2 separate regions of the Homo sapiens genome follow, and region 1 is linked to region 2. Evidence: read pairs that join two places in POLR2A ChIA-PET (ENCODE). Cell type or tissue: PC-9. All regions are shown on one strand. Each heading gives the region's core, and the rest is flanking DNA. Links, peaks and the distances in the headings are about the cores only.

Region 1 (4,403 bases), core at 284-4,283, 150 kb after region 2:
AATTACTTAAGTTTTTTACCCAGTTTTCTATTGGGTGTTTAAGAATATTTTATATTTATTTATGTATTTATTTTTGAGACAGGGTCTTGCTCCGTTGCTCAGGCTGGAGTGCAGTGATGTGATCTCGGCTCACTGCAGCCTCCGCCTCCTGGGTTCAAGTGATTCTCCCACCTCAGCCTCCTCAGCAGCTAGGACTACAGGCGTATGCCATCATGCCTGGCTGATTTTTGTATTTTTTGATAGAGCTGGGGTTTCACCCTGTTGGCCATGCTGGTCTCGAACTCCTGAACTCAGGTGATCTGCGTGCCTCAGCCTCCCAAAGTTCTGGTATTCATCTGCAAGCCACCACGTCCGGCCTGTTTAAGAATTTTTAATGAATTTGGCTGGATGTGGTGGCTCACACCCGTAATCCCAGCACTTTGGGAGGCCAAAGCGGGCAGATCACCTGAGGTCAGGAGTTCGAGACCAGCCTGGCCAACATGGTGAAACCCCGTTTCTACTAAAAATACAAAAATTAGCCGGGCATGGTGGCACGTGCTTGTAATCCCAGCTGCTTGGGAGGCTGAGGTGGGAGAATCACTTGAACCTGAGAGGCGGAGGTGGCAGTGAGCCAAGATCACTTTATTGCACTCCAGACTGGGCGACAAGAGCAAGACTCTGTCTCAAAAAAAAAAAAAATTTTTTTAAATGAAAAATCTCTGTACTCAGGGCTATGACACTTTTTGGTTGGCATATGTCTTTTTGGACTTGTTCTTTCATTCTTTAAATGGTGTCTTTGATGAACCGATGTTCTTCATTTTAATATGGACCCTCTTTTTGGTGTTCCTCCCTTTTTTTAGTTTTCAGAAGATATTGTCTATGATTGGTTTTACTTCTATTGGTTTTATTTCTTAAATGTTTGGTGGAATTCACTGGTGATACCCTTGAAGCCTGGAGTTTTCTTTGTAGGAATGTTCCATTAAAAAAAAAATACTTAAAGGGCTTTTTAGATTTTTTTTCACTTCTTAAATCAACTTTGGTAAAATTTCTTTTTCTAAGTATTTGTACATTTTGTCTTAAGTGTTAAAATGCGTTAGCATAACCTTTTCCCTACAGTATCTTTCTGTGATTTTTAAATATGCATATGACCTATCATTTCTGCTAATGATTATTTGTGCCTTCTTTGTAAGAGTTCATCAATTTTATTAGCGTTTCAAAGAACTAACTTTGGCTTTGTTGGTTCTCTGTAGATCATGATGTATGTTTTCTATTTCCACGTATTTAGCTCCTTTTTTTTTTTTTTTTACTTTCTTTGGGTTTCATTTGCAGTTTTTTTCCTTACCCTAACCCTACAGTTGTTTTTAAAAAAAGATTCTTGAGATGGATACAGGACCATATAAAAAATTTTTTTTATGCATGGCAAGAAGTTTGCATAAAGTCAGAAGACAAATTACAAACTTGTAAAAAAATTATTTAATACCAATTACATCAAAGTCCAAGGCCTACTTCTTTAATATGTAGTGAGTTTCTAAAAGTCAATAAGAAGGAAATAATTATGTATTAAAAATGAGCAATGTTTGTGAAGAGTTGATGTGTAGAAAAGTTAATATTAATGGCAGTAAAACATATGAAAGGATGTTCATCGTCTCATGAGGAATTCAAAATAAACCTTCTATTATTAAATTGGCAAGTATTTTAAAAATCAGTAATAAGTAGTATGGGCAAAGTTATAGAGAATAGGCGCTTTCATAAGCTATCATAAGGATATAAATTGCTACAACCTCTTTGAAGGAGAAGTTTACATTATTTATCAAAATTTTAAGTATTCTTTTTTTTTTTTTTCTTTTTTTTTGAGATGGAGTCTTGCTCTGTCACCCAGGCTGGAGTGCAGTGGCGCCATCTTGGCTCACTGCAAGCCCCGCCTCCCAGGTTCACACCATTCGCCTGCCTCAGCCTCCGGAGTAGCTGGGACTAGAGGCTCCCGTCACCACGCTGGGCTAATTTTTTTTTGTATTTTTAGTAGAGACGGGGTTTCTCCGTGTTAGCCAGGATGGTCTTGATCTCCTGACCTCATTAACCGCCCCTCTCGGCCTCCCAAAGTGCTGGGATTACAGGCGTGAGTCATCGCGCCCGGCCCTTAAGTATTCTTTAATTCACGAACTATGTGTATAAAGATGTTTATTTCCATATTACCTATAAAAGCCAAAAAACTAGACATAACCTAAATGTTTATTCTAGAGACTAGGTTGTAGCTACCCAATGGAAAACTATGTAGCCACTAAAAGGCAATAGACTGTTGGTACTGGTTGTTACAGAACAAGCTCCAGGAAAGTTTTTTTGCAGAAATACACATTTTATTAAACGAGTTTGTGGGTGAAGTGTTTGTATTTTGTGTGTGCATAGTAAGTTTCTGAAGTGCATAACTTTGTGTATCTCACTAGGTAAATTTGAGTGTTGTATTTATGGAGTTGGATTTACAACATCTGGTATTTACTATTCAGTATCACTTTAGGTTATGTTTCGTTTTCTCACTTATATTGTAAGCTCATAGAAAATGGAAGATATGGACTGTGTTTTATGCTTCATAATTTTCTCCACATTGCCTAGCATAGTATATTGAGTGTGAAACAGACTTGGTTTTTAAAAAACAATTTAAGAACAAATTTAACACTAAATATTTGTTTTCCAGTTTCAGAACCTGTTCACATTATCTTTGGTGAGCTGTATTGTAGCTCTCTGTAGTAGATAGGTATAATACTCATTAATTTATTCATATGTTACCATAGGGCGAACTGAGCCCAAGTGAATAAGTGAGTTATTTAAAGTAGGGGTTGGCAAACTATGAGCTGTGGGCTAAATTTGTCCCACCTCTTGTTCTTTATGGCCTAGAAGTTAAGAAAGGTTTTTATATGTTTTAATGTTTGGGAGAAGAAAGCATATTTTATGACACATGAATGTTATATGAAATTTAAATTTTAGTGTTCATAATTAAAGTTTATTAGAAGACACTGATGCATATTCCTTTATGTATTGTCTATGGCTGCCTTCCCACCACTATGGCAGAATTGAGTCGTTGCAACACAGATTGGAGTTGGCATTTTCATTGCTTCACACTGCTGCTTGGCATACTACACATCTCAGTAATGCAGTTATAATTCAACAGTGTTTCAAGTGCCATATGTATTGCTGTGCTATAACACTGTATTTTTTTTTTATTACTAGGGCATACCTATATGTCAAAACAAGAAAAGGAGAAAATCTCATGGTTTTAAAGCACAGTGGACTGGGGATTATTTTATCCAATTAGATGGTAAAGCATTAGGTTTATTATGCCCTTCTAAAGAAATAGAATATATATTGCCATTACCAGGCTAAGCACTTACAGTGTTCCAAATTCATAGGAACATAATTCTCATAAAAATTCAAAAATTTGAAATGTAATATGTTACAACAGCAGAATTTTTCATGCACTCACTTTTTCTCTCACTCACTCTCACACTGAAAAGGAGGCTGGACTTAATATAAGATTTTGAATGACCCATTTGTTAGCAAAGCAAGGAGAGCTATTTACTAATGGTAAGTTAGTAAATTTTCATTGTAGCAGCTAAAGAATATTTTCAGAAAAAAATTACATTTTTAAAAATATCATTAGCCATTTGGTGACCATAGTTGCTTTAAGAATTGAGGACATTAGGCTCGTTGCAGTGGCTCACACCTGTAACCCCAGCATTTTGGGAGTCTGAAGCAAGAGGATCACATGAGCCCAGGCGTTCAAGACCAGCCTGCGCAACATAGTGAGACCCTATCTTTTCAAAAATAAAAATAAAAAGAGTATTGAGGATTTTAGGCCAGGTGTGGTGGCTCATGCCTGTAATCTCAGCACTTTGAGAGGTGAAGGTGGGAGAATCCACTTGAGCCCTGGAGTTTAAATTCAGCCTGGACAAATGGCAAGACCCTATCTCTACCAAAAAAACCCCCCAAAAAAACAAAAACAAAAACAAACCAGAATTGAGGACATTAGCCAGGCATGGTGGTGTGCACTTGTAGTCTTAGCTTCTTGGGAGGCTGAGATGGGAGGATCCGTTTGATCCCAGGAGTTTGAGTTCAGCCTGGGGAGCATAGCAAGACCCCATCTCTAAAATAAAAACAAAAAAGTGAATTGAGGACATTGGGTGTAACATCGGTAGTCAGTTAAAGAAGATAGTGGTTTTACTTGGCTCTGATGAACCAACAGATGTTACTGACACTGATCAGTTATTCAAAGAGCCAATGCTGAGTTTGAAGTGACTGAAAAATTAGCTTTCATGAAAAGTCGATGAAACATCTGCAGACGTGAATATTTTCAAAAAATTTGAGAAAACACTAATTCAGCATAATCTGAAGTAGAATCTGTTAAGATGTGTTGCTACTGATAGTAGTAAAAA
Region 2 (4,403 bases), core at 146-4,145:
CTTTGCAAGCCCTTCTGTGCCGACCAGCGCCTTCAAAGCGGGGTCTTCTGCCTTTACTTTTGGAAAAGCTTTTCATTTTGAAATACTTGGCTGACTTACAAAAGACTTCCCCTCACACTTGACATGATTGACAAAAGGTCTGAAATGCTTCATCTACAGTCTGATTTACTATGAAACAAGAATTGGGGGGATGCTTACAAAAATATGTAGAATTAAAAAGATTGAAAAAATATATATATTTGAATTAAAAAAAAAAAGGAACAACGAAGATGGATAACTCGTGCTTCCTGATTTCAAAACTTACTACAAAACTACTATGTGGTATTGGCACAAGGACAGACCTACAGATCAATAGAACATTAACCCTTACATTTATGGTCAACTGATTTTCAACAAGGGTGCCAAGACCTGGGTGACCAGTTGGAGAGAGAACAACCTTTTCAACAAATGGTACTGGAACAACTGGATTTCCACATACAAAAGAATGAAATTGGATACAAAAAGCAACACAAAATGTATCAAAGACCTAATTGGAAAAGCCAAAATGATAAAACTCTTAGAAAAAATATGCATAGATTTTGACTCTGGATTAGACAATGTTTTTTAAGATACGATACCAAAAGTACAGACAAGAAAAATAAAAAATAGATAACCCAGAGTCCATCAAATTTAAAACTTAGTGCTTCAAAGGACATTATCAAGAAAGCAAAAATTCACAAAATGATAGTAAATATTTGAAACCATATATCTTAAAGGGACCCCTATCCGGAAAATATAAAGAACTTTTACTCAATAATAAGAAGGGCCAGGTGTGGTGACTCACAACTGTAATCCTAGCACTCTGGGAGGCTGAGGAGGGAGGATTGCTTGAGCCCAGGAGTTTGAGACCCCGTCTCTATAAAAAAATTTAAAAACTAGCCAGGCATAGTGGCTCATACCTGTAGTCCCTGCTACTTGGGAGGCTGAGGTGGGAGGATTGCCTGAGTCCAGGAGTTTGAGGCTGCAGTCAACTATGATCCCACCACTGCACCCTAGCCTGGGTGACAGAGGGAGACCTTGCCTCTAAAACATAAAAAATAAATAAATAAACAAGCCAATTAAAAAATGGGCAAAGGATTTGAAAAGACATTTACTCAAAGAATATATACATACAAACGAATCTTACAAATACGATGTTGAATAAATGAAGCCAGATGCAAAAGAATATACACAGTATGATTCCATTTATATGAAGTTGTAGAACAGGCAAAACTAATCTACGTTAAATCAAATGGTTTCCTTTATGGAGAGTGGAGGGCCATGGGGATGATCTCCTAGAGTGCTGGTAATGTTTTATTTCTTTTTTATTTTCCTTTTTTTTTTTTTTTTGAGATGGAGTCTTACACTGTCGCCCAGGCTGGAGTGCAATGGTGTTATCTCGGCTCACTGAAACCTCTGCCTCCCAAGTTCACGAGATTCTCCTGCCTCAGCCTCCCTAGTAGCTGGGATTACAGGCACACACCGCCACACCTGGCTAGTTTTTTTTTTTTTTTGTATTTTTAATAGAGACGAGGTTTCACTATGTTGGCCAGGCTGGTCTTGAACTCCTGACCTCGTGATCCGCCTGCCTCAGCCTCCCAAAGTGCTAGGATTACAGGAGTGAGACACCGCACCTGGCCAATGTTTTATTTCTTGACCTGCATGATGTTTACAAGCTGTGTTCCTTCTATGATAACTCATTAGGCTTTACATTGTGATTTGCATACTTTCTGAGTGTTAGTTATGCTTCCTATAAGAAGTTTATTGTCCCTGCAATATGGGGGACAATGGAAAAATGTCTAATTATCTTACCTTGTTCCTATCTTTTACGTGTATAAGCACCAGTATCAGGTGTTTAGTCTAGTGGCTCAATCATTCCAAGTAATAGTACTATAGTCTAAGAAGAAAGAATTTAAGACCTATGAATACAGTTTCTATGAATGAAGATAAATTCCAAAGAGGAAAGGAAGACTTTCCAGAATTGATTCATTTGATTCTGTTGACAGAAAACAACATCAACCCTTTCTTTTATGAAAGCGGCTGACATTTAAAGAATATGTGGTGATGATCTCCTCTTCCCATTCGACACATGTTCAGTAGTTATCAATAATACTAGTTACTAAGATATGTTTTAGTAATTATTGTATTAATAAAGTATGAATACTGTTAACAGTTTAGGGTTCCTGTTTAATTAGAACCAAAAAATTTCTTTGTTTAAAGCCCTCTGTTTAGCCAAGAAATCAACTTGAGTTATTAGCAATAAACTCTGACACCTCAGGGTTGGAACCTGCCAAATTTTTCTACTTTATCTAGTCAGATGCTTTGCTTAGTAGGCTTGCTTTGTGTCTTATATTTCTGTCTGGGTATTAATATAAGTGCCATTAGAATACTTAGACTTGCTATATAGAACCTGCTGATTTTAACTATAATCTTTAGCTGATAAACTTTTCATTTTCATTTTTTAAATGAAACAGGAATATCCAACCATAAGATCTGCAACTAAATTTTTATTATTACACCTTTTTCTTGGAAGAAAATCAGCATCTGAAATATATAATGTATGACTTCAAGTGGAGCACTGTAATCCACAAGCAGACTCAGATTTGGGCACTTCAGGTGAGTCACATATGGAACACAGCATTCTTTGCAAAAATTAATCTTTTGGCCCCATTCAATGTGGTTATTTTTGGCCAGGCACAGTGGCTCACGCCTGTAATCCCAGCACTTTGGGAGGCCAAGACTGGTGGATTACCTGAGGTCAGGAGTTCAAGGCCATCCTGGCCAGCATGGCAAAACCCTGTCTCTACTAAAAATACAAAAATTAGCCGGGCATGGTGGCGTGCGCCTGTAATCCCAGCTACTTGGGAACAAAGCTTGTTTGTTTGTTTGAGCAGAGTCTCCCACTGTCACCCAGGCTGGAGTGCAGTGGTGTGATCTCTGCTGACTGCAACCTCCGTCTCCCATGGGCAAGCAATTCTCGTGCCTCAGCCTCCTCAGTAGCTGGGATTACAGGTGTGCACCACCATGCCCAGCTAGTTTTTCTGTTTTTAGTAGAAATGGGGTTTCACCATGTTGGCCTCAAGTGATCCGCCTGCCTTCGCCTCCCAAAGTGAAGCTACTGTACTCAGTCCCCATTCAAAGTGTTTTATTCATTAAAGATAATGAATAATAAATGAATTAATACTATCTAAAATGTATTGAGTACTTATTATGGGCCAGACACTATGCTAGACACTTTATCTCATCTTATTTTCACAATGCTACACCATAAATACTACTATTATCCCCATTTTACAGATAAGACAATGTCATCTCAGAAAAGTTAGGTCAATTACCTAAGATCACGCAGTAAGCTAGGATTCAAACCTAAATCCAGCTGAATTCTGAGCTCCTGCTCTTATCTGCCTTGTAGAGACTAATTATTAGGAACACGTTCTAATACAGCACTGTCCAACAGGGCTTTCTGCAATGATGGAAATGTCCTTTATCTGTGCTAATATGGTAGCCACTACACCCATGGCTATTGAGCACTTGAAATGTGGCTAATGTACCCAATACTGAAGTTTTAATTTTTTTGAAATTTTAATTAATTTTTTTTTGAGACGGAGTCTTGCTCTGTCTCCCAGACAGGAGCGCAATGGCGTGATCTCTGCTCACTGCAAGCTCCGCCTCCCAGGTTCACACCATTCTCCTGCCTCAGCCTCCCGAGTAGCTGGGACTACAGGAGCCCGCCACCACGCCTGGCTAATTTTTTGTATTTTTAGTAGAGATGGGGTTTCACCATGTTAGCCAGGATGGTCTCGATCTCCGGACCTCATGATCCACCCGCCTCGGCCTCCCAAAGTGCTGGGATTACAGGCGTGAGCCACCATGCCCGGCTTTTTTATTTTTATTTTTTTTTTGAGATAGGGTCTCGCTCTGTTGCCCAGGCTGGAGTGCAGCTGCGTCATCTTGGCTCACTCCAACGCCCACCTCCAGAGCCCAAGCGATCCTCCCACTTCAGTCTCCTGAGTAGCTGGGCTTACAGGCGTGCATCACCACACACAGCTGAGTTTCAAATTTTTGTTTTGTAGAGACAAAGTCTGCCTATATTGCCCAGGCTGATCCTGGACTCCTGGGCTCAAGTGATCTTCCCACCTTGATCTCCCAAAGTTCTGGGATTACAGGTGTGAGCCACCAAGCCTAGCCTGAAGTTTTAATTTTAATTAATTTAAATTTAAATAACCATATATGGTTAGTAGTTAATATATTGAACAGTGCATGAATGTGCTGCTTTAGCTTATGATTTTTTTTTTTTTTTGAGACGGAGTCTTGCTCTATTGCCCAGGCTGGAGTGCAATGGCACGATTTCCTCTTACCACAACCTCCGCCTGCTGGGTTCAAGC

What was found. ChIA-PET counts read pairs that join two places held together with the same protein. Peaks named below come from ENCODE experiments on the same cell type or tissue, not always from the same donor. Only the 100,000 strongest peaks of a DNase experiment are listed, where the experiment ranks them.
Region 1: POLR2A ChIA-PET joins it to region 2 with 5 read pairs; 4 of 35 experiments call an interaction of 5 or more read pairs at or near these places.

What each region holds. Positions count from the first base shown.
Region 1 is chr10:74,294,799-74,299,201 of GRCh38, forward strand. All of the region lies in intron 3 of ADK (adenosine kinase), which reads left to right. Among named protein-coding and RNA genes, the nearest start is that of ADK, 150 kb to the left of the region's middle. In PC-9, for the core only: no CTCF peak of the experiment used is centred there; no DNase peak of the experiment used is centred there.
Region 2 is chr10:74,140,363-74,144,765 of GRCh38, forward strand. The region is part of intron 1 of AP3M1 (adaptor related protein complex 3 subunit mu 1); the gene reads right to left. Among named protein-coding and RNA genes, the nearest start is that of AP3M1, 8.3 kb to the right of the region's middle. In PC-9, for the core only: no CTCF peak of the experiment used is centred there; no DNase peak of the experiment used is centred there; H3K27ac peaks cover 442 bases.